Linked DNA regions of Homo sapiens: region 2 is linked to region 1. Evidence: chromatin loops called from intact Hi-C (ENCODE). Cell type or tissue: natural killer cell. All regions are shown on one strand. Links, peaks and the distances in the headings refer to the core of each region. The heading gives the core; the rest is flanking DNA.

What was found. Hi-C counts contacts between places; a loop is a spot of excess contacts. Peaks named below come from ENCODE experiments on the same cell type or tissue, not always from the same donor. Only the 100,000 strongest peaks of a DNase experiment are listed, where the experiment ranks them.
Region 2: it touches region 1 in a loop (3-fold over the local background); 2 of 110 quality-filtered maps call a loop at or near these places.

What each region holds. Positions count from the first base shown.
Region 1 is chr5:124,929,434-124,945,029 of GRCh38, forward strand. No RefSeq gene overlaps it. Among named protein-coding and RNA genes, the nearest start is that of ZNF608, 190 kb to the left of the region's middle. RefSeq lists an enhancer at 6,477-6,876. In natural killer cell, for the core only: no CTCF peak of the experiment used is centred there; DNase peaks (open chromatin) are centred at 5,808 and 6,658; H3K27ac peaks cover 1,203 bases.
Region 2 is chr5:124,859,392-124,874,987 of GRCh38, forward strand. It overlaps LOC105379157 (a long non-coding RNA gene), which reads right to left. Exons shown (of 2, transcript NR_188329.1): 2 at 9,394-10,519. Among named protein-coding and RNA genes, the nearest start is that of ZNF608, 120 kb to the left of the region's middle. In natural killer cell, for the core only: no CTCF peak of the experiment used is centred there; no DNase peak of the experiment used is centred there.

The DNA.
Region 1 (15,596 bases), core at 2,838-10,837:
ACACACTGTTAGTTGGCCCCTCTGGGATGGAATGGGTCCACTGTAGTCAGCTTGCCACCAGATCACCCATTCGTCCGTTCAAGAAATAATGCCATGTTTTAGGTTCAGCACTGGTTTCTGTTGTTGGCGGATTGAACATTCAGAGGTGGCAGTAGCTACAGAGGCCTTGGTGAATAGGAGTCCATGCTGATGGGAATATGCAGGGCCTCCCTCTCTGCCACCACTTCATTTATGTGCCCATTGTTTTATCACTGGGGTGCCTGCATGAAAGATGGCTATCATCAACTGGCTGCATCATTTTTCTTCCTTTCTTTTAGAGACAGGGTCTCACTGTTGCCCAGGCTGCAGTGAAATGATGTAATTATGGCTCACTGCAGCCTCCAACTCCCAGACTCAGGTAATCTCCCTCCTCAGCCTCCTGAGTAGTTGGGACTACAGGTGCTCACCACCATGCCCAGCAAATTTGTTAATTTTTTTTTTTTTTATTTGAGATGAAGTCTCGCTCTTGTCCCCCAGGCTGGAGTGCGATGGCACGATCTCGGCTCACTGCAATCTCTGCCTCCTGGGTTCAAGTGATTCTCCTGCCTCGCCCCACCACCACCCCCCAGCCACCGCCCCAATAGCTGGGATTACAGGTGCCTGTCACCACACCCCGCTAATTTTTGTTTTTTTAGTAGAGACAGGGTTTCACCATGTTGGCCAGGCTGGTCTAGAACTCCTGACCTCAGGTGATCCGCCCGCCTTAGCCTCCCAAAGTGCTGGGATTACAGGCGTGAGCCACCACGCCCGGCCTGTTAATTTTTTTATAGAAACGGGCTTTTTTTGCTGTGTTTCCCAGGCTGGTCTTGAACTCTTAGCCTCAAGAGAGCCTCCTGCCTCAGCTTCCCAAAGAGCTGGAATTACAAGCATGAGCCACCATTCCTGGCTCATGTTTTTTCATGGTTGTTTAGTGCCTCTTCTATAGTGGGTGCTTTCTGGTGGGCACTGATCTTGACACTCTGTATTCACATTGTGTGCATCTGCAGACTCCTAGCCTAAATCTCCTTGTCCATGATCTTTCCATCTTTTTTCTTTAGCTCTCTGACCAGCCAGCCATCCTATTCCTTCTTGTTTAATTTTTCCACCTTAAGCTCCTCATGTGGGACCACCATATGGCCATAGGTGTGAACTGACAGAGGGGTGCTGGTACATTGGTCGAGGGTGATGGGAATCTGGCTACTCATCCATACAGTTTGCTCATGCCCTCATGACTTGCTCTTGCTTGGTACTGGATGTATCATATCCATCTTATGATGGAATACTGGCATTTATGATAGTAGTCCATCATAAGATAGATATGATACATCCAGGACTTACTTATGACTTGGTGGGTCCAAGAAGGTCCCAGCTCATTTTCTGATACACAGTCACTTAGTGTTTTATGGTCAAGCATTTTTGTCTCTACCAGGACCCAGTAGCATGCTAGGAAGTGTTTTTCAACAAGTTTTTTTTTTGTTTTTTTTTTTTTGTTTTTTTTAGCAACAGATAACATGGGCTTGCTCTAGAACCCCAGGGACCTGAATTGTGATTCTACTGTTGAGGTTTGCTATAAACTCTGCACTACATCATCTTCCATCATTGACACTGACATTACCTAAGGTCTGCCAGGTTGTAAGGCCCAAGTGACAGGGATACTGCATCACATCCTGGAACTGCTGTGTAGTCTTCTCTGGCTTTGGGTCCCACTTAAAGCTAGAAGTCTTCTATGCTACTTGGTATATAGGTCAGAACAGTATTTCTAGGTGATGTTGAAACCAATGATCAGTAAGACATCATCATGTAATGGATCAATCTGATGTTTTGTGGGATGTCCAAACAGTTCATATCTTTTCAGGCTCTATTATGAGAGAGGGCAGAGGAGACAGTATAGTTCTAGGCAATAATGTAATTGTATAATGTTGTCCTTTCCAAGAAAATGTAAACTGTTTTTAATCCTTTCTCTTCATTGGGATAGAAAGTAATGAATTCTTGGCTGGGTGTGGTGGCTTATGCCTGTAATCCCAGCACTTTGGGAGGCCAAGGCAGTTGGATCCCCTGAGGTTGGGAGTTCGAGACCAACCTGGCCAACAGGGTGAAACCCCATCTCTATGAAAACAAAACAAAACAAAACAAAAAACTTAGCTAGGGGTGGTGGTTCACGTCTGTAATCCCAGCCATTTGGGAGGCTGAGGCACGAGAATCACTTGAACCCCAGGGAGTGGATGTTGCAGTGAGCCAAGATTGTGCCACTGCACTCGAGTCTGGGTGACAGAGTGAAACTCCATCTCAAAAAAAAAAAAAAAAAAGAAAGTAATGCATTGTCTATATCAGCGGCCATATACCACACAAGAGGCTATATTAATATCCTTTAACAATGATACCACACATGGTACAGCAGTTGTGACTGGGCAACAGCTTGGTTGATCTTACTGAAGTCTCAGTCATTCTCCAAAACCAATTTACTTTCTGCAGGAACTGGACTGGTGAATTAAATAGAGATATGCTAGGTACCACCATCCCTGGACCCTTTAGTCCTTTAAAAATGACACTAAGGGCTGGGCGCAGTGGCTCACACCTGTAATCCCGGCAGTTTGGGAGGCCGAGGTGGGCAGATCACCTGAGGTCAGAAGTTCAAGACCAGCCTGGTCAACATGGTGAAACCCCGTCTCTATTAAAAATACAAAAATTAGTGGGCACCTGTAATTCCAGCTACTCGGGAAGCTGAGGCAGGAGAATCTCTTGAGCCCGCGAGGCAGGTGTTACAGTGAGCCGAGATTGTGCCATTGCACTCCAGCCTGGGCAAAAAGAGTGAAACTGCATTGCAAAAAACAAAAAACAAAACAAAACAAAAGCACTAGTCTTTGGTGCTCCTCATTTTCTTACCTGGGATGCAGTAATGTTTTTGATTTGCTATGCTGACTGGAGAGTGGTGGTGGATTATTTCATAGCCTCCAATTTGGCTTTCCACACTCTGATAACTATTACTCCTATAAGCCAATGTCTCAATATAGATGGTTTTCTAATTTTCAAGTGTGTTAAATCTAATTATACATTCAGGGACTAGGGAACTGACCACCAGGAGGGTTTGTGAACCTAGAGGACATATTATTATTACTCTAGGCCTTGAAATTTCTTCATTCTTGTTTCTTTTTTTTAAATAGGGTCTCTGTCACCCAGGCTGGAATGCAGTGGTGTGATCACTGCTTACTGCAGCCTCGACCTTTCCAGCTCAAGTGATCCTCCCACCTCAGCCTCCCAAGTAGCTGGGACTACAGGCACGTGCCACCATGCCTAGCTGATGTTTTTTTTTTTTTTTTTAAAGAAATGTGTTGCCCAGGCTGGTCTCAAACTTTTAGGCTCAAGCAATCTTCCCACTTCCGTTTCCCGAAGTGCTAGGTTTACAGGCATGAGTCACTGTGCCTGGCCTCATTATTTCTTGATTCCTATGTGACCCCACTCTAAGAAGAGAGGCCATGATGACATTCCATGTCCCCGAGTTTCAGTGACCACTTGGACTCTTTATCTAATACCCCTTAAAGGGTCTGGTCATTCTTACCATATTATGTATTCACTTGAATAAATGGCCATAAATGCCTTTAGAGAAGAACTTGGAGTGTCAGTGCTCTGTATATTTGTCTCAGTGTTGGCAGGGTTTTCCCCCTGGGAACCCAGCCACTTCTTTGGTTAATAGATTCCAGGTCTGGAATTGCTCAGGTTCAGGAACTGGGCAAATGATCATGACATTTTTATTGGAGCAATTGCATTCAAGCTCCAGTGCTGGGTAAAAAAATATTAAAAATGCCCGTTAGAGGGGTCCTGTGTTTGGTGAAGATGGGTAGGCCCTTAAACAACTGCCTGGCTCAGTCATTGGTTGAGGACCACCCCCAAAATAATGTGCCCTCAGCTCAAAAGCTGAGGCAAAACCTGAAGGAACTGATAACTAGAGGCCATCAGCTAAACACACTCCTACTCACTGGACAGGAGTTCTTTCTGGAAAGGCAATCTGAGCAGGTCACCTCAATGTCTGTCACACAATCATGAACAAAAATATCCCAAAAAATTTTTTTCCACAAAAAGTAAAATTCTCAAAACTCAACAATTTGAAACAAAAGCTATTAAAAATAATATGAAGGGTTAACTTCCTAACTAACTTCATAAAGGATTAACACCCTTACATCATAGCATCACTCTTTAGGAAAAATCTATAGTACATGAACTTTATATGATATATTTAACAAATAGTTAAAGCTAAACACTTAAGATTCCAATAAATACTTAGAACAAGTACTAAGACAGAATAAATAGGAATAACCAATGGACATGAAAAAATACAGTCTTACAAGTAGTTGAATGCACATTAAAACAAATACATTTGAAGGACCTATCAAACTTCTAAATTTTTTTTTTTTTTTTATTAGATGGCGTCTCGCTCTGTCGCCCAGGCTGGAGTGCAGTGGCACGATCTCAGCTCACTGCAAGCTCCACCTCCTGGGTTCAGGCCATTCTCCTGCCTCAGCCTCCCGAGTAGCTGGGACTACAGGTGCCTGCCACCACACCCGGCTAATTTTTTGTATTTTTAGTAGAGATGGGGTTTCACCGTGTTAGCCAGGATGGTCTCGATCTCCTTACCTTGTGACCGCCTGCCTCGGCCTCCCAAAGTGCTGGGATTACAGATGTGAGTCACTGCGCCTGGCCCAAACTTCTAAATTTTTAAAGTTAACAATTTAATTTTGACTGGTGAGTGTTAAGTTAGAGGCGTCTCACACATGCTTAGCAGGAAGGTAAATTTATATTTCTATAAATAAATTTGGCACCAGGCTTCAGGAGGTGCACAAATTTATTTTCTTTCTTTTTTTTTCTTTTTGAGATGGAGTCTTGCTTTGTTGCCCAGGCTGGAGTGCAGTGGCGCTATCTTGGCTCACTGCACCCTCCACCTCCTGGGTTCAAGTGATTCTCCTGCGTCAGCCTCCCAAGTAGCGGGGATTACAGGCACGTGCCACCATGCCCGGCTAATTTTTGTATTTTTAGTAGAGACAGGGTTTCACCATCTTGGCCATGCTGGTCTCAAACTTCTGGCCTCAATTGATCCGCCCACCTTGGCCTCCCAGCATGCTGGGATTACAGTCGTTGAGCCACTGTGCTCAGCACAAACAAATCTTTTACTCAGTAACTCTACTTTGAGAGTCTATCCTAAGGAAATAATCAGAAATGTGGACAAAGATATATGTGTAAAGATATTTATCCTAGCACTATTTGTTATATTAAAACCCACAAGCAGCCTTAATGCCCCAAATTAGGAAAACAGTTATATAAATTACATTGAATGTATGTGATAGCGTAGCGTATAGCCATTAAATGAAAATGTGTGATAAGCCTTTCATGCCAAGAGGTTACGCTTAGGAAATGTTCAATGAAAGTGAAAATAATCATACATCGAGTAGTACCTCAAATATGTAAAAATCCATAGAAATATGTGTAGAAGAAAATATGACAGAAACATAAATATTGATTTGATGATCCTTGGTTGGGTGATTTATGTTCTTCTTTTAACTTTTGAATTTTACAAAGCAAACATTCTCGGAGTCATCTCAAGTAACATTGCTGAAAGGTTTTGTTGACTTCAGGGAAGGTGCTGGGTTATGGGCTTCTCTCTGTGTGCTCACTGCATTTTCTCAGTGCCTGCCTATCTCATCACATTTATTGCATCGTGCTCGACTTTCTCTGTGTATGTATCTGCAATGCCATTCTGACACTAACTACCTGGAATTAGGTCAAATTGCGGAAGTTGAGGGTGTAGTCCACCACGAGACTTCTCTCACTTCAGACACCAGCCACAGGCTCTGGGCTTTCCAGCCACCTGCACTTCTAACCAACTGGTGACAAATTTAGGCATTTCCACTACTTCCTCAGGCTCTATACTTTCCTAGAATAACTCACAGAATTCCAGAAAGTGTTACACTTAGGATTACAATTTTATTATAAAGGACATGAGTTGCCAGGCACAGTTGCTCATACCTGTAATCCCATCACTTTGGGAGGCTGAGGCGGGTGGATCACTTGAGGCCAGGAGTTTGAGACCAGCCTGGGCAACATGGTGAAACCTCATTGCTACTAAAAATACAAAAATTAGCCAGGTGTGATGGCACACACCTGTAATCCCAGCTACTAGGGAGGCTGAAACAAGAATCTCTTGAACCCAGGAAGCAGAGGTTGCAGGGAGCTGAGATGCGCCATTGCACACCAGCCTGGGTGACAGAGTGAGACTCCATATCAAAAAAAAAAAAATATATATATATATATATATATAAAGTCAAGACTAGCCAAATGAGAAGAACATATGTTGAGATCTTAGAGGGTCCCCAACACAGAGCTTCCATGTCTTCAGGATGTATCACCCTCCTGGCACATCAATATGTGTCACTCACCTGGAAGCTCACTTAAGCTTTGGGTGTCCAGAGCTCTTACTGGGGTTTCATTCTATAGGCTTGATTGGCTGAATCACTGGCCACATGATTGAACTCAATCCCTAGACCCCCCCTTCCCTCCCCAGAGGCTGGGAAGTCACGTTGATAACATATGGCTTGAAGCCCCAACCCTCTAACCACATAATTTTTCTCTCCAGCATGGAAAGCCCCCATGCTGAAAATACCTAGAACTATGAGTCACATCATTAGCATAAACTCCAGTGTGGTCAGAGAGGTCTACCATGAATAATAAAGACGCTTCTATCACTTGGGAAATTCCAAGAGTTTAGAGGCTCTGTCACAGGAACCAGGGGCACAAGCCAGCCAAATCCTCCATTATACAACAGTGTATGTTTCATCCATTGGCTGTGCCCCCAAAATGGAGAAACCATGCCTGGTACCCCAGCAGATCTTTTCTTTCAGTTAATTTGGCAACATAAAAAACTTTGCCTAGGCCAGGCACAGTAGTTCACGCCTGTAATCTCAGCACTTTGGGAGGCCGAGGTGGGCAGATCACGAAGTCAGGAGATCGAGACTATCCTGGCTAACAAGGTGAAACCCTGTCTCTACTAAAAATACAAAAAATTAGCCCAGCGTGGTGGCGGGTGCCTGTAGTCCCAGCTACTCGGGAGGCTGAGGTAGGAGAATCGCTTGAACCTGGGAGGCAGAGCTTGCAGTTAGCCGAGATCGCGCCGCTGCACTCCAGCCTGGGCGACAGAGAGAAACTCCATCTCAAAAAATAAAAATAAAAATAAACAATAATTTGCCTAAAGTCTATTAGTGTGACTTTCACTCTGAGTCCTAATGTGGCACTTTTCAGCTTCAGTGGCCTTAGAAGGTCACGTTGTAGGACTTAGCAATGCACCAACATTCTGGTCCTTTTAAAATGTAATCCATCACTGAGAAGAACAATAAAACAACAGCAAAAACCACAAAAACGTTTTTGCGTTTATCATCTTTCTTTTCCCTTGATTATATCTATCAAAACCATTAGCTAATTTTGAATTAATAAGGAAATTAATAGAAAAAAATATTAGCTTAGTGCAAGGAAAGGCCACAAAGAGAAATGCACGGATGGCAGTGGCATGGCTGTGTTTATGAATGTCTAATTCTGTCAATATTTTGTTGTCAATCTCAGGATGGCCCAAGAATTAGTTTTTATAACATCAATATAGTATTTGGTGAATCTGACAAATTAGTTGATTATATTTATGCTTACTCTTTTATTCCAAAAGCTAATTGCGTCTAGTAGGTGATATGATTAACGTTTAGGATCGCCTATTTAACCTAGTCCTTCAAGTCTTTGTTAATTTGTATTTCATAATTTATTAGATTAAAACCAGGATGGCTGCCTAGAGATATTATTTTTCAACTTCATAGGACTATGTATTAAAATTTTAGCCACTCAAAATTGAGTCAACTTTTTTTGAGACAAAATATTTTATAGACAGGCATACCTCATTTGATTGGGCTTTGCTTTATTTTGCTCCACAGATACTGTGTTTTTTTGACAAATTAAAGGTTTGTGGCAACCCTGTGTTGAACAAGTCTATGAGCGCCATTTTTCTAACACCATATGCTCACTTTGTTAGCATTTTTAGCAATAAACCATTTTAAAATTAAAATATGTACATTGTTTTTTAGACATAATGCTATGGCACACTTAATAGACTGCAGTATAGTGTAAACAACCTTAATACGCACTGGCACCCAAAAAATTCATGTGGTTGGATTTATTTTGAATTAATTAATTTATTGAGACAGGGTCTCAGTGTGTCACTCAGGGTGGAGTGCAGTGATGCGATCACAGCTTACTGCAGCCTCAACCTCCCAGGGCTCAGGTAATTCTCCCACCTCATCCTCCCGAGTAGCTAGCCTACAGATGTGTGCCACCAGCTTGGCTAATTTTTCTATTTAATAGAGACAGGGTTTTGCCATGTTGCCCAGGCTGGTCTCGAACTCCTGGGTTCATAAGATCCGCACGTCTCAGCACCACAAAGTGCTGGGATTGCAGGTGTGAGCCACCATGCCCTGCCAACTTGATGTATTTTGATGCTTATTTTATTGTAGTGGTCTGGAACTGAACCTGCAATATCTCTGAGGTATGCCTGTGTATGTGTGTATGTATATATATATATATGGTCAAGTGCTGCATAACAACATTTTGGTCAAAGACAGACTGCATATATGATGGTGGTCCCATAAAATTCTAATACTGTATTTCTACTGTATGTTTTTTCTATGTTTAGATATGTAAGACACCATTGTGTTGCAAATGCCTGTAGTACTCAGTACAATAAATGTTGCACAGGTTTGTAACCTAGGAGCAACTGGCTATTTGATACAGCCTAGGTGTGAAGTAGGCTACACCACCTAGTTTTGTGTAAGAACACTCTATGATAGTTGTACAGCACCATATTTGCTTATTGACACATTTCTCAGAATGTACCCCTGTTGTTAAGCAACATATATAATATATAATGATATACAGAGTGTAATATATGTGGACCAGTTTTACATGTTTGATCCAAGGACAACATCCGAAGTTCTCAAGCATCACTGATTCACTAGATCTCACTGCCAGGCATATGGAGATGCCTTTCTGATGAGAGCTGTCTCTGTGGGCTTGTTGCTACACTGTCTCTAGGTGTTGGAGACAGATCTGATATGGAGACTGGTCTGAATCCGTACCTTTTCTCCTCCTTTCTGAGCAGGCTTGACCCTAGGCTTGTGGGAGAAGACAGGGTTTTCAACAAGCAGGATGAATAGAATGCCTTCTGTGTGCGTTGTATTTGCGTGGTCTCCTATCTTTCCTGAGGGTGAGGGTCTCCTGTGACTAGAGTCACAGTAATTCCTAGGTACCATTGAATGCCTAATACATATTTAAATTTTCCTTATAAAATCAAAGGTTGGCCGGGCGTGGTGGCTCACACCTGTAATCCCAGCAGTTTGGGAGGTTGAGGCGGGTGGATCACGAGGTCAGGAGTTCGAGACCAGCCTGGCCAACATGGCAAAACCCCATCTCTACTAAAAATACAAAAATTAGCCAGGCACTGTGGCGGGCACCTGTAATCCCAGATACTCGGGAGGCTGAGGCAAAAGAATCGCTTGAACCCAGGAAGTGGAGGTTGCAGTGAGACAAGATCATGCCACTGCACTCCAGCCTGGGTGACAGAGCAAGACTCCGCCTCAAAAAAAAAAAAAAGGCTGTTTTGTATATAACAGGATGTATATACGTTTGTATATAACAGGATGATGCAGTTGAGAAGAAAAAGCTGATGATTCAGAACTGAGCAGAGACATTTACCAGAGTGATGTCCTTGAGCAGGGCCTTACACCATGCTCAGTATAAAGATAATGTCCCAGGGAGACGTCACGTGCTCTTTTGTATGAAAGGTGCCTCGTGAGTAATGCATCATGGGGGCCTGTCTGCACAGGCCGAAGGGGTTAGATTGAAGGAATTAGCTGCCCACCAAAGTGCTATGAAGACTATTTTAAACTGAAAACATCTGAACAGGCAGCAGCCACAGAAAGAAACATTATTTACACTTGAGTAGAACCCTCCCAAAATACAGCTGCTGTTGACCCCCATCTGAGGGAGTTTACCATTTGAAGAAAGGTTAACCCTTAGCACTGGGAACTATGAATTCAGCTGCCATAACACCCATCGCCTCCGTGGGAAAATTTCCAGCCAGGAAAGAGATAGACTGCCTATTCCCATTAACAACAAAAAGCCCAATAGAACCCTTTATACCTTCGCAGTGAAACCCTCCCCTCCTTTTGTGAAATCGTTATATAAACCTCTTGTCTCTGGCTATTCAGTGAGTTACTCGTGACTGAGCAACTCTTGCATGCACGTGAAAATAAACTTTTATCTTTTCTTCAATTAATCTGCCTATGGCTGGATAATTTGCAGGTCCTGGGACTATTCAGACCTAAGTTGACAGAGGAGAAGTTTTTCCTCACAACAAGATCCTGGGTACAAGTGGAGAGTTGGTCTTAGTAGGAGCAGAGACACTTCATCCATACTAACAGGATGGAAGGCGGAGGCATTTGCATATATTCAACATCTCTCTCATTCTCAAACCTCCTGGAAGTGTTGTCTACTCTTAATGATTCATGTCCTCACTTTCCTTCACTCTTCTACCTATTCCAATTTGGCTTCCAGGCTCAACACACATTCAATCATTCACCCATTCATCTAAAAATTCTTTAATCCTACTATATGGTCTAGGCCCTGGGGAGTATATCATTAAACAAAATCCAAAAATAGCTGTCTTTATGGAGCTGACTATCTAGTAGGGAAAACATATCTAAAGCAAATAAATAACACCATGCATTCACTGGTGATAAGTGTAATGGACAAAAACCAAACACACACAAAGCAGGCAGGAAAGTGAGGTTCTTAGTTCACTCATGCTGCTGTAACAACAAAATACCTTAGACTGGGTAACTGACAAACAACCGAAATTTATTGCTCACAGTTCTGGGCAGAGTCAGTGTCTGGTGAGGCCCTGTTCCTCATAAATGGTGCCTTCTATGTCCCCTCACATGGTGGAAGGGGCAAACAGGCTCCCTTAAGTCTCTTTCATAAGGGCACTAATCCCATTCAGGAGGGTGGAGCCCTCATGAGTTAATGACTCCCCAAAGGCCCCACCCCGTAATACCATTGCATTGGGGTTAGGTTCAACATAAGAATTTTGGAGTGACACAAACATTCAGACAATAGCAGGGAGCTGGAGAGTGTTGATGGCCTCACTAAGAAGGAGATAATTTGAACAAAGATGTGAGGAGGTAGGGAAAAAACCCTATGGATCTAGCTGAAAGTCTCTTCCAGAAAGGAGCAGATAAGCAAGAGAGTGTACCTGATAGAGTCAAGGAAAAGCAAGGAGGCCACTGTGGACTGAGCAAGTGCGAAAGGCAGAGCAGCAGGTAAAACCAGCAAGGTCATATGTGGCTAGATTGTGTGGGAGCATGTAGTAATTGCCACATATTTTGACTTTACTCTGAGTGAGATGAGGACGCACCGGAGGAATTTGAACAGACAAATGATGTGTTGAAAATGGATTGGGAGAGCAAGGGTGGAAGTAGGGGAAGCAGGACCAATGCTGATCCTATCAAAAGATAATGGGCGATGCTTTGGAAAACAGTCTTGCATTCCTCAAAAGGTTAAGTATTGAGTTACCACATGAAACCAGCAATTACATTCCTAAATACATACCCAAGAGAAATGAAAACATGTCTAAACAAAACATGAATATTCATGGCATCGTTATTAAAAGCCAAAAAGTGGAAACAACACAAATAAATGTCCATCAGCTGATGAATGGATACAAAAATTGTGGTATATCCATATAATGGAATGTTATTTAGTCATAAAAATGAAGGAAGTATGGATACATGCGACAAAATGGATACACCTTGAAAACAGTATTCTACGTGAATGAGGCCATTCGGAAAAGACCACAAAGTGTATGATTCCATTTATATGGAAAGCCCAGAATAAGCAGTTCTGTAGAAAAAGAAAGTAGTTTAGTGATTGTCAGGAGCTAGTGGGAGGAGGGATGAAGAGTAAATTCTCTTTGGGGCGAAGAAAATGTTTTAAAATGAACTGTGGCAATGGTTGCACAACTCTGCGGTTTTTAGTAAAAAAAAACCATTGAGTTGCACACTTTAAATGGATGAATTATGTGATATGCCAATTATATCAATAAAGCTGTTAGTAAAAATAAAAAGAGGTAATGAGGCTTGGCACGGGAAAGTTGGAGTGGAGATGGTGAGACATAATCAGAGGTGAGAATACTTTGAAGGTAGAACTAATAGAACTTGCTGAAAACTGGGTGAGAGGCTATGAGAGAAAGCAAGGAGTCAAGAATAATGCCACATTTTTTTTTTTTGACTGAGTGACTTAAAGGGTGGAGCGCTGACATTACGTGAGGTGAGGAAGAATGCTGGAGGAACAAGTTTCGAGAACTCTTTGGAACATGTTAAGCTAGAGATGTCTAGTTGACATTCAATATGCAACTGAAGGTATGGGTTTGGTGCTCAGGAAAGAACTGGACTAGAGTTTTACATTTGGGAGTTGTCAGCATAGGAATGGTATTTAACTGGCTAAGTTATCAGTGAACTCCCTGTAGCCAAATCTTCATCTAACTTGACTTTTCAATAATATTGGACACTACTGACTACTGCCTTCATTTAAAACCGTCCCTTCTCTTACTTTCAGCAGAGAAAACTTGTTTTCCTTCTTCCTTTCTGGCCTCTCCCAATCTGTATTGTTTGTAGGCTCATTCTCTTCCATTTCATCTTCTTTGTTCCTTTTATTATTATCATTATTATTTTTTTGCTGGGACAGGGTCTTGCTGTTGCCCAGGGTGGCCTCAACCGATCCTCCCACCTTGGACTTCCAAAGTGCTGAGATTACTGATGTGAGCCACTGTGCCTAGCCACCTAATCTTCAATTCATAAGTCTTTAAGTTTTGTTCCTAAAGTTTTTTGCTCATCTTACTCTACACTCTTTCTTTCTTTAAGAGATCTTATCCACATTCCTAATTTTAATTACTCCCTTACACAAAGACTCGCAGGTGATCTTCAGGTCTTTTAGATAAACACTATTGGATAAATCAAAAGCATCTCAAATTCAACCTGTACAACATTGAACTCATGACGTCTTCTTCCTTAAACCTGCTCCTCTTCCAACATCCTTTTTGTTCAGTAAATAAGTTATTAATACTTATTTTATTTATGCAAACCACAAACCAGAACCCCTTCTTGGTATCTCTCTTTCCTAGGATATCTAACCTTCATCACCAAATTCTGAGAATTGCATCTCTTAAAATATCCTCTGTCTCTACTTCTTTCTTTTTACTGGTGAACAATGCACATCTATTTCCATTGTATAATTTCTTTACATAACAATCCATGTTCACAGTCAATATTTCTACTATTCTTAAGCTTTAGAGGCAGACTATTACAGTGTTGTGGATTAAAAAAAGGGAGGCAATGGGTTCCCTACACAAGTTGAGGATTTTCATTCCAAAATGTTCTCTACAGTTTTTCCTTTTTTTTTCTACCTCTTGTCTCTTTTAAATCCAAATTATCCTACCAGTTGTCACCATACTAATTCTCTTAACATGTAGTTCAGTTCATTTTCTAGGTCAAAAACCTTCAAGAACTGCATTTTACCTGGGAATTTAAGAACAAACTCCAAATCTTAAAACTCTAGGTTCATGATAACAAATTCCAAACCCCCTTTCCTATGTTCCAGTGTTATGAGTAAAACAGCACTAGTTGCTAATAGAAGACAAATGATGCTGCTTGAAATTGTGACTTGAAAAGCAAGTAAACCATGAATCATCCTAATGTATAAGCTTGTAATCAGAACAATAGAGAACTGATATATGAATAGTTTCCATTTACTCTGTTCTTAGCAAAACATTGACCAATTCATGGCTATGCATGTTAAATGTTGTAACATGAACATAATTCATGTTATCCGAAACAGGGAACACTTCTGTTTCCAATTTGCTTTAAAAAAAAAAAAAAAAAAACAAACACACATATTTTGAAAAAAAGAGATACCCTAAATTAGCCTAAGGCTATCAAAGTACATCATGCTTCTCCATAGAAAGCCACCATATTAACAGTAATTGTACTAAGTATGTATAGTATTGTATAGTACTTTAAGATGTACAAAATACATCTTAATATCTAACCTTCCTCACCAAATTCAAATACATTCTCACTTTAAATAAAATATTTAAAACATTCTTGTGAGTTAAATATTTTCATTACCCCACATTTATGAATGAGGAATTATCCTTGGTAAGACGAAATGATTTACTTGTGGATATGTCCAGGTAGTATATGGCAAGGAGCCAGTACACACACCCAAGTCTTCACCTTCATACTTTAAACTCTGTATGGTCGTAATTCAAATGTGAAGTATAGCACAAGTAACTGAGGCTTCTCTATTTAACAATGATGCTGAAGATGTAATAAAAAATAATAACAATAGTAAAATTATTTATGTATTTGTCCCTATTAGAATGTGAGCTTGATGAGGACAGATGTTTTGTTCACTGCTGCTCCTAAGTACCTAGAACAGTGCCTGTCACACAATGGCCTCTCAGTGAAGACTTCCTTATAAATCAAAGAATGATACATTACATTTTCAAAGACATTTCACAAACATTATTTTATTAATTGTCACAGCAATTTCCAGGTTTTCTGACTCAGACTCTAATATTCTTTTTATTACTCCATGTTGTATAAAATAAGACTTAAAGGACTACTTAAAATTGGTGCTGAGGCTAGGTGCGGTGGCTCACGCCTGTAATCCTAGCACTTTGGGAGATGGGTGGATCACCTGAGGTCAAGAGTTTGAGACCAGCCTGGCCAACATTGTGAAACCTCATCTCTACTAAAAATACAAAAATTAGCCAGGCGTAGTGGCAGGCACCTGTAATCCCAGCTACTCAGGAGGTTGAGGCAGGAGAATCACTTGAACCCAGAAGGCAGAGGTTGCAGTGGGCAAAGATTGCACCATTGCACTCCAGCCTGGGCAACAGAGCAAAAACTCCACCTCAAAAAAAAAAAAATTGGTACTGAGAGATAAAAATAAGATATATTCATTCCTTGAGACCAGGACTATAGTAGGAGCTCAGTAGACCTAATGGACACTAAGTATTAACTTGAATATGTTGGCTTCTCCATGGATAGAAGGTATTGAAAGGCATGTAGAGAAATTCACTGTTGAGAAACATACACATTTATCAAGATTATAAAAGAAGTCAAACTTCCTCTATACAATTCCGGAATATGGGAGAAGTGGGAAGTTTGCCTTCTTTTCATGAGGAAATACAGATTGAAGGTCATCCCCTATTAGAGATACCACAATCCCTTTATTTACTACTATCTTACTTTTTGTTTTTGGGGTTTTTTGCCTTTATGGAGAATCAAAAAGTATTTGAGTTTGAAAAATTAGCAAACATTTTGTTCTGGTGTAAGGGGGTAACAAGACCTGGGCTCTGTGGTCACTCTTTTGGTGGCCTATTTTGGGGAGAAGGAGATGATGAATAGGTGGGATGCATCTCCGCTTCAATTTCTTGCTGT
Region 2 (15,596 bases), core at 4,996-12,995, 68 kb before region 1:
CACACAGGAATAAGAATACACTCATGGATAGAAAATCCCTGACTGATATTGGCACCAGCTCTTTATTTGGAAAGGGGTTTGGTATATTGGATAATAAAGAGCACAAAAATTAAAATAAAAGCAAAACTCATTACTGTTCGTATCCACCATACCCTCAAAAGTCCTATTGCCTGACACAATGAATAGTATTCAAAATTGTAAGTTAAGGGCAATGCCAACCAATTTGGGGATCAGGCTTCTTTATGTCACTCCTTGTCCTGAAAAATCTCCAATGGCTTTTACAAAATGATGATATTAATGAATTTTAGGAATATGAGCTTGTGTGGCTTTCCCTTTTGAAAAATGTGTCAACTTCCCCATTCACAGACTGAAAGGCTTAGCAAAGTGCTTGTTAACAAATGTCTTAGTAATGGTAGATTTTCAATAGCATAAACTACGTGGTTTGACTAAATATGGATGAAACTATGCTTTTTAAGTTACATGTGAAATCAGCCACATTACTTCATCTAATATGCAGCCGTACCCAGTATGAGTATAAAAACATTCAATGATAATTACAATGGTAAAGATGATGGTGAAGGCTTTAGGGACATTGGGCAGCAGTCAAATCATTAACTGGAAATGGATACTATTTCAGAATCTTGAAAAAAAATACTGAAATGGAGTAAATAGGAGGCTCACTGGAGATATATTTAGGAAACAGAATTTGCTGCTTTCCAGTTAATGATGTGAGTCATGCCCAGTATCCCTAAGGTCATCAGCATCCTCCTCATCATTGTAATTATCTTTGAATTTCTCTCAAACTCACACTGAGCATGGAGGGCTGGTAGGTGCTTTGGTGCCTTCTATGGTTCTAAATCGTGGCTTATTTAGAGGTTGTTAACAGTATCATCTGGTTTTTAATTGGTCAGCAGTCAAAAACTTTAAAAATACTGAATCATCTCCCTGAGCAAAATTGGTGCTTTTCGGCTTCTGACTTGAGTTTACAGTGGGAATAATGTAAGAGCACATCTGAGTGGGAAGCTGTGGGGCTGGGATGAGTCAAAGGCCTCCCTCAATCCACTTAGAGTTCTTCATCTCATCAGGGTGATTCGCCTGTCACTGTTCATATGGTGCCCGAGGCAAAGGGTTAGTACTGCTGATGGTGACATAGCCTATAGCAGCAGCGCAGCAATTACCTGGGAGTCACATTGTATTTGCAGTTTGTTTAGATGGATGGATGGAAGAGACTGCAGGTCAACATCAAGTTTTGTGGTCAGACTTGGCAAATACAGGAATAAAAATATGACCACAATGGTCATTTAAATATGAGCTACTGTAGTCTTCTGTCTATGCACCCTTAAATATGTGCTTCTGTTTATGAAGTTCTTACTCTACGGAACTACTTCAAGTCATTCTATTCCTAGAGGGAAATAAGTATCTAACATGATACTTATTTCCCTCTAGGTGAAGCTGGGTTTATTCAAGCATTATCAGCAACAGGGAGAGAGAAGAAAAATATTGTAAAGGAAATATAATAAAAGCCATCAGGGAAAGCTACTTAAGGATGAGTTTTTTTAAAAAATGTACTCAAATAATGAGATAAAAGGAAAAGTAGAGAGAAGAGAAAAATGGAAAGATGTACTGAAAACAGGAACGTGCAAAGAAAATATAAAGAAAATAATAGAGTGATAGCTGCAAAACCTGCCAAAGGTCTGCAGAAGGGAAAGGGGAGCAAAAAGACAACTAAATATATTGCATTATGCCATATGACCCAACGATTCCATTCCTAGGTATATACCAAAGATAACTGAAAACATGTCTACACAAAAACCTGTATGCAGATATTCACAGCAGGAGTATTCATAACAGCCCCAAACTGGAAACAACCCAAAGGCCTATCAACATATGAGTGAATTAGCAAAATGTGGTATACCCATACAATGGAATATTATTCAATGATGAAATGAAATGAAGTACTCGTACATGCAACAACATGGAAAAACCTTGAAAACATTATGCTAAGTGAAAGAAGCTACTCATGTATTGTAATTATTGTATTTTGTACATAATGTATTTATATGAAATGCCCAGAATAAGCAACTTTGTAGAGACAGAAAGTAGATTGGTGGTTCTCAGAGACTAGGGGGAGGAGGAAATGGAGAATGACTGCTTATGGGTATGGGATTTCTTTTTGGGATGATGAAAATGTTCTAAAATTAAACAGTTGTGATGACTGTACAACTCTGAATATACTAAAACCCACTAAATTGTATACTTTAAAATACTGAATTATGATACACATCTCAATAAAGTTGCCACTTAAAAAATATCCAGACTGCTGTGTTATTTCTTTTCCATTTTTTAGGGTCTTCTATAAGGATGGGCCCTAGCAGTATGCCTGAGGCATAGGTAGGGATGAGGCATGGGGGAGAAAAGAAGAAAAAAGAAAGAAAGGGGCTTAGAAGGATAATAAGAGACATTGGAAGATGGTAGATATAGAAGAAGAAACAATAGAAGAGAGAGTTTCAATTAGGTTTATTAAACTGCAAGGGACAGAGACTTACTCCAGTTAACTCAACAAAAGGGTTTATTGGTAAAGAAATACATGGAGAGACCTTGAAATGGCAAGACTTAGACACAAAGGCAGCTCTTGCAAGCAGCTCTGCCATCATCCTCATGGACTGTGTCATCTCACAAGATGTATCTACTTCTCCCTGTGTATCTGATGCATTTTTTCTCTAATATATGACTTTCTCTTTTCCCTCATAATTTCAGCTTGCATGTAACTTTGGCTTACAGTGTCCTTTCCAAACCTGACAATCTCATAGCATTCTTAGTACCATCTTTGCCCACTTCTTCGGTGGCTCCATGATTCATTAACAGTTTTCTGATTCTCATGTCCTGAGATAGGAGTCCAGTTAGTTCTGTTCACGTTTGCAATCCAAAACCTGGATCATAGGCCACTGGTCACCTAGCCAATCTGTAGACTGATCCTCCTTGGATTATGTGCCCATCTGTTCTCATTAGCTGAGAGCAGAACAGTGGCATTATCTGGTTCACAAAAGGCATAGTGGGTTGTAGGGAGGAAAGAAGGATGGCTGGGCTTGGTGGCTCAGTGGTCAGATGTAGTGGCTCATGCCTGTAATCTTAGCACTTTGGGAGGCCAATGTGGGTGGATCACTTGAGCCCAGCCTGGGCAACACAGGGAGACCTTATCTCTCCAAAAAACTTAAAAATTGGCTGATTGTGGTGGTATGTGCTTGTGGTCTCAGCTACTCAGGAGGCTCAGGTGGAAGGATTGCTTGAGCCTGTGGGGTAGAGGTTGCAGTGAGCGAAGATCATCCCATTGTACTCCAGTTTGGGTGACAGAGCAAGACCTTGTCTCTAAAAAGAAAAAAATATAAAAGGAAGAACGGGGGACAGTTTGCCAAATGACACCCTGCGTGGGCAGTGGAAAATCTTCCCACTACAGGGAGAAAAGTGGCATACAGAAGGGTGCAGTTGGAAACCTTGTCAACTGTCCCTGCCAACTGATAATAACTCTTGATAAACATGAAGTTCTTCCTCCATGCACCACTCAGAGGAAAATACTTATTGCCCATGTTAGTGCTTTAGTTTGGACCTTACTATTGTTTGAATATGATTTGTCCCCACGAAAATTCATGTTGAGGCTTGGTCCCCAGTGTGGCAGTGTTGGGAGGTGGTACCTTTAAAAGGCAATTAGGCGCCAGGCACGGTGGCTCACGCCTGTAATCTCAGCACTTCGGGAGACCGAGGCGGGCAGATCACGAGGTTAGGAGATGGAGACCATCCTGGCTAACATGGTGAAACCCCATCTCTACTAAAAATACCAAAAAAAAAAAAATTAGCTGGGCGTGGTGGCGGGCACCTGTAGTCCCAGCTATTTGGGAGGCTGAGGCAGGAGAATGGCATGAACCTGGGAGGTGGAGCTTGCAGTGAGCCGAGATCGCGCCACTGCACTCCCACCTGGGCAACAGAGCAAGACTCTGTCTCAAAAAAATAAAAAAACAAAAAAAACAGCAATTAGGTCATTAAGAGGTCTCAATGCCTTTGTCTCAAGAGTGAGTTCTCACTCTCAAGGGACTGGGTTAGTTACCAAGAATGCAGGTAGTTACAAAGTGAGGACACCTCTAATGTTTGCCCTTTTTGGCAAGTGCCTGCTTCCCTCCCCCCCCCTTTTTTTTTTTGAGACAGAGTTTGGCTCTTGTTGCCCAGGCTGGAGTACAATGGCACAATCTTGGCTCACAGCAACCTCTGCCTCCAAGGTTCAAGCGATTTTCCTGCCTCAGCCTCCCGAGAATAGCTGAGATGACAGGCATGTGCTACCACACCCAGCTAATTTTGTATTTTTAGTAGCAATGGGGTTTCTCCATGTTGGTCAGGCTGGTCTCAAACTCCAGACCTCAGGTGATCTGCCTGCCTTGGCCTCCCAAAGTGCTGGGATTACAGGTGTGAACCACCGTGCCCAGCCCTGCTTCCCCTTTTGTTTCTCTGCCATGTTCTGATGCAGCATGAGGCATTCACCAGAAGCCACCAGATGTAGCTGCCCAATCTTGAACTTCCCAGCCTGCAGAACCATGAGCTAAATAAATCTTTAAAAACAAATTAGCCAGTTTCAGGCCGGGTGTGGTGGCTCACGCCTGTAATCCCAGCACTTTGGGAGGCTGGCGGGGGGTGGATCACGAGGTCAGGAGTTTGAGACCAGCCTGGCCAACATGGTGAAACCCCATCTCTACTAAAAATATAAAAATTAGCTGGGCATGGAGGCGTGAATCTGTAATCCCAGCTACTTGGGAGGCTGAGGCAGGAGAATCGCTTGAACCCGGGAGGTGGAGCTTGTAGCGAGCCGAGATCGCACCACTGTGCTCCAGCCTGGGCGACAGGGCTAGGCTCCATCTCGGAAAAAAAAAAAAAATTGGCCAGTTTTAAGTATTCTGTTATAGCAACACAAAACAGACTAAGACAGACCTAAACTCTATATTTTTGCTAAAAGAAAATTAGAAAGAGCGTGAATTCAGTTTCTTCCCCCATTTCTAAAGTTTTAAAATCTTCCTATAATTAGTCAAATACTTGAGTAACAACAAAAAAACCATGTTGAAATGAAATGTAAGCATGATAATATCCAATATTTGCTAAGTAAAATTTATATTCTATTTTTTTACCTCACATAAAGAAACACATGTGTGTTGGCCTGGCTAACACAATTATTGTACATAAAAACTACAGTATATACTTTATAATTCCGCTTCTAGGTATATATCCCAAAGAATTGAAAGTAGGGACTCAAACACACCAATGTTCATAGCAGCATTATTCATGATAATCAAAAGGTGGAAATAACCCAAATGCCCATCAACAGATGAATGGATAAACAAAATGTGGCATACAAATATATATATATATATATATATATATATATATATATATATATATATATATGAATGTTTAGCCTTAAAAACAGAAATGTGATTCTGATACATGCTACAATGTCGATGAATCTTGAAAACATGCTAAGTAAAATAAGCCAGGCACAGAAGGACAAACATTATATAATTTAATTTATGTGAGGTACCTAAAATGGCAAATTCATTGACACAGGATGTAGAGCAGAGGTTACCAGTGGGTAGGGAAAGGGGTAATGGGGGAGTTTCTCTTTGGGATGACGAAAAAGTTCTAGAGATGGATGTGGTGAAGTACCTACAACATTGTGAATGTACTTAACACCACTTGAAATGTGTTTAATATACATTTGAAAATAGTAAAATTGGTAAGTTTTATGTTACGTATATTGCCACACACACATACTCACACATCCAGGAAGAAGAACAACCAAAACTCCGAATTTGCATTAGTGCTTCTTGGTAAAAATGATTTCATTTTTCATGAAATCACTGGAAAGTTGTAGTCTCCACTAGATCTTCTTACAGAGACGTTGCTGAAGAAATAAAGGGCCAGGCCTGGTGGCTTGCACCAGTAATCTCAGGCATTATTTGGAAGGCTGAGGCAGGAGGATTGCTTGAGCCCAGGAGCTCAATACAAGCCTGAGCAACATAATGAGACCCCTGTGTCTACAAAAAAGAGAAAAGTTAGCTGGGTATGGTGGTGAGCATCTCTATCCCCACATTGGCTGAGGTGGGAGGATCACTTGAACCCAGGAGTTTGAGGCTATGAGCTATGATCATGCCACTGTACCCCCACCTGGGTGACACCTGAAAAGCAAAGAAAGAAGGAAGGAAAGAAGGAAGGAAGGAAGGAAGGAAGGAAGGAAGGAAGGAAGGAAGGAAGGAAGGAAAGAAAGAAAAAGAGAAAGAGAGAAAAAGAAAAGAGAAAAAAGAAATAAGAGACTAAGAGACTTGCTGTTCTATCACCCATTTACTCACTGCATGGTGAACATGAGATGAAGAAAGAAAGAAAGAAGGAAAGAAAAAGAAAGAAGGAAGGAAAGAAAGAAGGAAGGAAAGGAGGGAGGGAAAGAGAAAGAAAGAAAGGAAGGAAGGAAGAAAGAAAGAAAAAGAAAAGAAGAAATAAGAGACTAAGAGACTTGCTGTTTTATCACCCATTTACTCACTGCATGGTGAACATGGGGTGAAGTTGCACAGAGGCCTTTTTTATTTTTACACACATAACACGCTTCAGTCTAGTCAAAAGATCGGGCTCTGTAGGGTATCTTGGTAATTACGCAATTGTTAAAACACTTGAGCTGTTGTGTATAGTAACATGCTTCCTCTGGAAAAAAACTATGTTGCTTGTTCCATCTTCTGTTTATGTTTTCAAATATAATAATGCTTGGTTGGCTTATGTGAAATAGTATGAGTTATTAAAACAAGGAGCCATGAGTGTCAGGCAAAAGCAGGATTTCCTGCCCCCTAGCATGAGCTGCCATTCTCTGCCATTGCTTTTCTTTGAAAGATGACGTTTTCTTGTAATAAAAATGAAATGTAACTCTCTCAGACTTACTTTTAAAGATATGGCTTCTGGCTTATAACTAAAGAGGCTGTTTATGGCCAAGAAATAGTAGCAGCTTAGAAATGTTAAAGGCGAGCGGGGGTAGATGTTGAGCCTTTTCCATACAAAGTCTTGTTGACCACTCCCACCACGAGTGTTGACACACGGGCACCGTCATCGTTGAGTGTGCAGAAGTGTACCTTCTTTGAGAACTAGCAAGAATCTAATGCTTCTGGCTGCAGCAGAGCTTAAATATTTTAAATTTGCTTTTAATTTTTATGGTTGTTATGTTTATTAGCGTTTCCCTCCAATTTTCGTTATGTTGTTTGAATTCTTGTTTGGGTGTGGAAATCTTTAGAGTGAAATGAAGTTTTAGTAATCCAACACCTTTTTATCTTTCTCTTTCTTTCTCTCCAGCTTGCTCCTCATGCTTCCCTTTTCTTTCCATCACACCCAAAGCTGGTAACACTTTCCTGCTGAGAAATTTTTAAAGTCATCACACAGCTCTAACAAATGAGGGCTGTCATAGTTTTGGGATGAGAAAATCTACAGCAGCTCACACAGATCTAGGAGTTGATAGTGGTTAATTGACAGCCGGAAGGACTCGGGCTTCTGGCAGAGCTGGAGGGAGGGTGAGCCCTGTGGGTTTCATTTGGGCAGAGATAAAACAGGTTTTTATTCGATACTCATGAAGAGAGCATAATTAACCTTTTAGAAGTTTAAGGATGATCAAATTGTTATACATTTTGCAAATGAAAAGAGGGAGCTTCCCTTCCTGCCAGCGAAATGCCAGTGCAGATTTCAAGGTCACTGGGTGATCTCTTTGAGGGAAAAGAAAGCAGTAAACACACACACACACACACGCACACACACACACACCCAAACCCACAGATTGAGAAATGTCACCATGAAAACATTCAGGAATGAAAAGGAACAAATGTTCTTTTCTGTCATGCTCCACAATAAAAATCGAAGCGAATGTTTGCCGCACATTCACATGGGCCTGTTGGATTATAATGGCACTACCCTTGTCAGAGAAAACAGAATATATGACTCCAGCTGGTACCTCCTAGGCTTTGGTGTGTTCCAGTGCTTTTTAGAGGGTAGGGGGAAGGGCTTTTTGAGAGCCAAGCATGTTTTAAAGATGGCGTGCATAACATTGCTACCACGTGAGAATTCTGTGGTGTGAATAATCAACCCCAGTGCTTCAAAAAATTTTTAAAAAGATTTAGCCAAGTCTGTGCATGAAAGGAAGTGGTTTTCACTAGGCATCATGCTTTTAAGATGACCATACTTGTTATGTGAATAACTTTATTTTGCAGCTATTTGCTTTGCCACATCACAAACAACACTTCATGCACTATTACTTAGGGAAAAAAAATACTCTGTGGCTATTATTTTTTCCAAAACAAACCTCAAACATTTTGTGATAATTTCAAACAGAGAAAATTGCAATAATAGTACAAAGAACTACTGTATACTCTTCACCTGGATTCGCAGTTTTTAACCTTTTGCCTCATTTACTTTCATCTCTTTAACTATCCATCCATCTGTGAATCCATCCATCTATCCCATCGTGCTGTGTGATGAACGTGCTGCATCGTGAACATGGGGTAAATGCACCTATGTCTATATTTATCTCTACCATCTACATAAAATGATTATGTGATTCTATTTTTCTGAATCATTTGAGGGTAAGCTGTAGGCACAGTTCTTCTTTACCCCTAAATAGTTCAGTGTGTATTTCCTAAAAACATGAATATTTGCTCACATAACAATGTTATAATTATCAAAATGTGAAATATTAATACAATCCCTTATCAAATCTACAGATCTTTATTCTAATTTTGCCAGAGGCTTCAAAAATATCTTTTCCTTGGTTGGGGGATATGTGGCAGGGTTTAGCTGTGATGCCTAGGCTGGAGTGCAGTGTTCTACTCATAGCTCATTGCAGCCTTGAACTCCTGGGATCAAGCTATCCTCCCTCCTTAGCCTCCCCCATGAGTATCTGGGACTACAGGCACGAGCTACTACTCCAATAATATTCTTTATAGCATTTTTCTCCCTGGTTCAGAGCCCAATCTGGGATCTTGTGTTAGGTTTAGTTTTTATGACTCTTTAATCTCCTTTAATCTGGAATGTTTTCTTACCTTTTTTTGTCTTTCATGATATTGTTTTGAAGAATACAGGCCATTTATTTTGTAGAATGTCCCTCAGTTTGGGTTTATCCCATGTTTCCCTATAATTAGATTCAGGATGCACTTTTCTCTCCCCTCAGGAATGAAAGGTAAGTGGTATTGTGTTTTGTCACACTGTCACACAAGCAGACACATGGTGCCTGTTCATCCCACTGGTAGTATTGCTAAGTTGGGTAAAAGGGTGTCCACCAGAGTTCTCCTGTTAAGCTACTATTTTCTCCTGTATAATTAATAAGTAAACTGTGGGAAGAGTCTCATTTTTTTTATTGGCTTTGGTCTAAAATAAGCACAGCCAAATAACAAGCAGCTGGAAACAGTTCTTACATATTTTAAGAGGAGGCCAGATAAGATTTCTTCAATAGTTTAGGAAAACATCCTGACTAAACATATTTGGATTTTCCTTTTTTCCTCGCCCTGTGGTGTATAGCCCTGTGCAGAATCAAGCAGAGCCCTTTCTTTTCACCTCCTTATCCAAAACCCAGGGTTTATTATTCGTTGACAAAATCATCAAGGAACTACATAGACACACACCATTTTTGGGAGGGAAGGTATCAGGTATGTAAAGGAAATATTAAAGGGGAATAGGAATGAAATAGGAATGAGGAGAACACAGAAATGCCAAGAGTACACAAATAATAGTTGACAAAGTCTTTTTAAACAAGTTAGGTGTGCCCCACTTCTAGTTTGCCTTTTCAACCTAGACAGGTCCTAAGTCATTCATTTCTCTCCTGCCTCCTTTTGTTGTGTTCTATTTTAGTGGGAACAGTGGTATCTCCCTGCAGGAAACATGCTTACTATATTGACACAAAGTTTATGATTGGTTTCCTCAAATTGTCTTGGTCATATTCATTGTTAAGAACATTTTTAAAAGTAAATATTATTATGGAGAAGTTGGAAGATGAAAAAAATGAAGTGAAGCCAGTTTGTATATACTCACTAAAGGAGGATGTGCCTGGATATATAGTTTATACTATCTGTAATATCAAACCCAGTGTTTGAGAGAAACACCATTCTTCCTGGCACAGAGATCTGAGAGAAGTTTCTCCAGCACAAAGAAGACCCTTTGTAATGAAGTAAATAATGTCCTTGACAACATTCTTACAGGAAAGCAACAAATGAGTTACAGGGCTGTTTCTTATGAAGTCTCTTGATGTGGCTGACTGCCTAATGCCAAAGCAGAGAGGAATGAAAGAAATCCGTCAGTGAGTGACAATGCCCTCTGATAGTCTGGTTTATTCCAAGGTTAACTTGTAGAGTATCTAAAGCGGTATTTCCAAATGTGCTTTTAATCTCCTTCAGCCATGTCCTCAGTTCTGTCAGATAGGGATGATAAAGCTTCCTCCTTGATTGCAGTGAAGGTTGAATGAGGTAAACTGATGGGAACCAGGCAACACAGAGCCAGTAGCATTGTAGGAAGAAATTAACAAATGGAAGTTATTATATTATTATTTTTGTTTTTCAGGAAGAAAAATAGGAATGAATGATTAATTAAAGCCCCAAATAGAACATGCTCACAATAATTTAGTTGGGAACATTTTTAAGCAGTTTTACCAGTCCATGACCCATGCCATTAAAAATGATCTTTGTAAATCATCCAGTGTGGTGCTGTCTCTTTAGTAAACCGGGAAAAGCAGAATATAAAGTATGCCCTTAGGTGACTTAGTGAGTGTGCTATTTAGGGTTGTTAGCTATAACCCAGTTAATCCTTGGCTTTGGTGCTGGAAAAACACACTATTTCCGTGGTTCTCAAAGTGTGGAAAAGGCAGCATCAGAACCATCTGGAAACTTTTTAGAAATGCACATTCTCAGCCCTGTTCTAGATCTACTGACTCAGAAACTGGGACAGGACTCAGCAATCTGTGTTTTAACAAACCCTCCAGGTGATTCTGATGCTTGCTAAAGTTTGAGAACCTCAGCTCCTCTGTCATAATTAAATAACAGGGTTAATCACTTACTAAGGCCTCTCCCAGGATATAAAAAAAATCCCAATTTCATATAGAAGGATGCATCTTTTTTCCTTCCCTGTGGTGAAGAGGGAGGCATTGTCCAGTGTACTGGGTCAAAGTGATATAATATTCTTAAGATGTAAGTTAAAATGAAAGAAGAACAGATTACATACATCCCCAATTTATCCCAATAGAAAATATTGGATTTGGCCAATACTGTATCTCTTGACTCTGCCTCTAATAGGAGCTTAGCCTAAAACTGGTTTCTATTCATAGAGTTAAAGGCTGAGGGAGAATGAATAAATGATTCTGTGAAAATAGCCTTAGTATGTATTAACCAGCTGTACCCAACTGACTTTCTCTTGTTAGCTGCACAAGGCAAAGGATGCTGAGATCTAGAGCATGTGCTTACAGGAGCAGAGGTAAGTTAGGTACAAGTTACTTGTACTTCCTGGCGTTTGAACAATAACTGGGCTCCTTTCTCTTTCAACCAGCAAAACATATTGTAACACTACTGCATTGAATGAGTGTGATGGATTAGAGGGAAATTCTTGAATGCCATCTCATTTACATTTTTATTAATTGATTCCCCTGCAACCTTTGGTACTTATGAAAAGTAACAAATTTCTAATAGCAGCCACATACCCAACACCAAATACACTGGTCCATTAAACAGGACTTAGGTGAAATGGGGTTTGAGCAGTAATGTTCGGACCCTATTCTAGGTGTATCAGGTTTATTTATTTTCTTGTTTGTAGGATGCTCACTCTTGGCCTATGTACGCAGGCTGCCAAGTACCAGAGATGATGCAGAATTCAGATTCCCAAGGAGGGGTAATGGACGGAAATGAACCCTTTCCTGCTTACACAGTAAATATTCACAAAGAAGTAAAAGCTAACCTGAGAAAAAAAAAAAAAAAAAAAAAAAACAGGAGAAAGGAGAAGGGGGGAAAGGCATTTTTTATTTTCATAGTGGGAAGAAATGTACTCTGGGAAGAAATGCATTGGCTCTGCCTCTATACAAAGAGCCCAGATACTGCCTCAGCCAGACTGGCTGGAGTCCAGAATGGAAATTCAGATGGTAATGACTATGTGTAGCTGGGTGGCTCATCAGATGAATACTTTAAAGGCAGATCTTTAATCATAAGCTCATGCAGTGTGGGAAGAAGTAGGGACTCTGTAAATATAATTGCTTCTCAGTTTAGGCGAAATGTTCAATATTAAATTTTAGAAAAAACAGATCACCTTTAATTCTAAATTTGGCTCATTTGGTTAAATGTCATATCCATTTCAAAAAGGAAGAATGAATGAGCTGATATCTTCAAACTTGCAGCAGGCTTTTAGGTTTTCCATTTTAAAAAACTTATTTAGTTTTTACAATATGAAAATTATAGACAGAGTGACATTTAAACCTTTGCTTTTCATAGCATTTCACACTTACACCATTTTAAAAGACAGCTATTAACATTTACAAAAATCTTTCAGAAACCAAATGTTCTAACATGCAGAATTCCAATTATACTGTGTAAGAGGGTTATCAACCATTCTTCTACAAGAATACTTTGAAGTGTCAGGTATTAAACCAAGAGCTAAAATGTCAGTTGCACATAGACAATAAATTACGGTTTATAAAATCTTGTAAGATTTATTTAATATTACAATTTTGACCTTTAGGTTGTCTTTACCATAGCTGGTTTAAGTTCCTCCTTCTCTTTCTGTGTGTGTGTGTGTGTGTGTGTGCGCGCGCACACACCTTTTTTCCCCTCTAATCTTACTTGAATGTTAAACAAATGCTGTGTTGCAAGTTATATGAAGTTATGTGACCCATTCATGCCCCGGCTAAATACTTCCCAAGGCTCCTAGCTTCTCCTGTTTGGGTAATGGGATCCTGTGAGGCATTGCCTGTTTCCTTACAGAGCACACAAATGGAGTCCTCAGCAAAATGTTAACCCTTGTCAGCCTGTCCCTGAAGCAGGAAATCTGTTTACCTCTTTTTTGGACTTACTCTTGAAGACAAGCCTGAAGTTGTAAGGACCTATCTCATGCTTCTCAACTATTTAGCAAAGGAAATAAAAGAAGATGCTATCCACTTTTTTTTATGTTCGCAATTTGGGATGAGATTTGCTAAAATGAACAGAAACCATTATCAAAAGACATTTTGATCATTCCCACTAAGCTGACAAAGAATCAGAAAATTTCCCCTGAAGAATGGGCTCCAGATCAGGTACCATCCTTCTCATATCACATGGGAGGTCCTCCTAACAACTTGTTTTCATTATTGGGCACTTTTCCCAGAAACGTGGGAAAGGTGGAGGGGAGAGAGGAAATATTGTATTACAGAAGCGAATGGCCAGTCATCTTGGTCCTCCCCAGCTGTTGGCAATGTTGAGGCTGCCCCTTCTCTTCCCCATGTTGGGAAGCAGCCAGAGCCATTGTAGTTTGCAGGAATTCTTTTTTCAATCAATAAATACACATCTCCATATTATCAGTAAATACTTATATAGCATTTCTGTGGACCAGACTTTATGCTAAGTGCTTTACATATTCACTCCCCATGAGGATTCTGAGATTTACTGGTAAGTAACCAAGACATAGGGAGATTTAAATAATTTTCTCAGCATCAAACAGCTAGGAGATGTTAGAGCCATACTTCGCACCCATTCCATCTGGCTCCAGAGTCCTTACTTTATGAATGGCATGGTTCCTTCTGAGAAGCACCTTATTCAGGTGGTTTATGAAAACCATGCAAGCCTATTAATACTCTTTGCAAACCATTTTTTTTAACCAACAATCTGAGAAGTTACAAATGACCTGAAATAAGGTCATATACTTGAGGCTTTCATTTTGTCACCTGCTTTTAAAAGCAACTTTGTGCTGAAGCCAAGAGCAACAAGCAAAAGCTAATAGTGAGGAATTGCTTGAGTAAGTGGTTCTCTGCAGCCAATTGCCAAGTCAGAAGCCTGTGAATACTTGTAGCTGATGCTTTAATGACACTCCTCATTTGTGGCAGATATGGCTTTTTTCTATATTTTTGTTAAACAACATATTGTGACATATTGTGTTAGCACATTTCTGAATGTTAGCTTCTGAGATATATCTGTGTAAAAAATAGATCAGTATTCATGATCCCATAGAAGAATATCTTGCACTGCTAGACCACCTTTTATGGTTGTGGTACAAATCAAATTCTATTTCAATGAAATAGCTGTAAGACTCAAAGATTTCTTACTTTCAGCTGATGGTCCACTTATTTTAAGCTATATTCCATATAACAAAATTCTAATATAACCAGAGAATTGGGTCACTTCCTTGGAGTCCACTGAAAAGGATTTAGCATGCAGTCATAAGACAGGCGCTATAAACATAATCACCCATCCATTCATTCATATTGATTGAGATCCACTTAGGGCTCTATCGGATATGCAGGGATTTTAATCCCTCATGCACTTCTATGTATTTAGGACACTGAGTGACAAATACTTTACATATAAATGAGTCAGCTTTGTGAAAGTCTTCCAGTCTGTGGTACTTTGTTACGGCAGTTGGAAGGGATCAGAATATCACCCCAAAATATGTCACTTTGGCATAAGGATTATTTTGAACTGAAGGCAATTAAGAAACAGCAAACATAGGAGACACTCTAGGCCATTCCCTTTTCTGCTTAAAAGGGCATAAATTTCCCCTTTGTAAAGGAAATCTTTGTAAAGGAAACCCACACTTGCAAAGTATAGGTGACCTCCTTTTTCCATAAGAGGAAGAGAAGAAAGACTCAGGAGACAATTCTTATCACTTGAGATGACTGAGTCTACATAACAGACTTTAGTAAATAATGCTTATTTACCATACATTTCTTAGTTCATTTTTGTGTTGTTATAACAGAATTTCTGATACAGATTTAATTTTTGTTTTTAAAAAAAGGTTTATTTCGCTCATGGTTCTGTAGGCTGGGAAGTTCAAGATTTGGTCGCCCCATCTGGTGGTTTCTAGTGAGGGCCTTTGCTTCATCAAAACATAGCAGATAATGTAAGGGGAACTGGGCATGTGCAAAAAAAGGCAAAACATGAGAGTCAATCTCACCTTATAACAACTGCTTTCTTGGGAACTTATCCATTCCCATGAGAACTAATCCATCCCTGCAAGAACTAACCCAGTCTCACAAAAAAGACATTAGTCCATTTTAACAATCTAATCACCCCCCCCACTTTTTTTTTTTTTTTTTTGAGACGGAATCTTGCTCTGTCGTCAGGCTGGAGTGTAGTGGCATGATCTCGGCTCACTGCAACCTCCGCCTCCCAGGTTCAAGTGATTCTCCTGCCTCAGCCTCCTGAGTAGCTGGGACTACAGGCACGCACCACCAAGCTCAGCTAATTTTTGTATTTTTAGTAGAGACGGGGTTTCACCATGTTGGCCAGGCTGGTCTCGATCTCTTGACATCATGATCGGCCCACCTCGGCCTCCCAAAGTGCTGGAATTACAGGCATAAGCCACTGCGCCTGGCCTCTAAT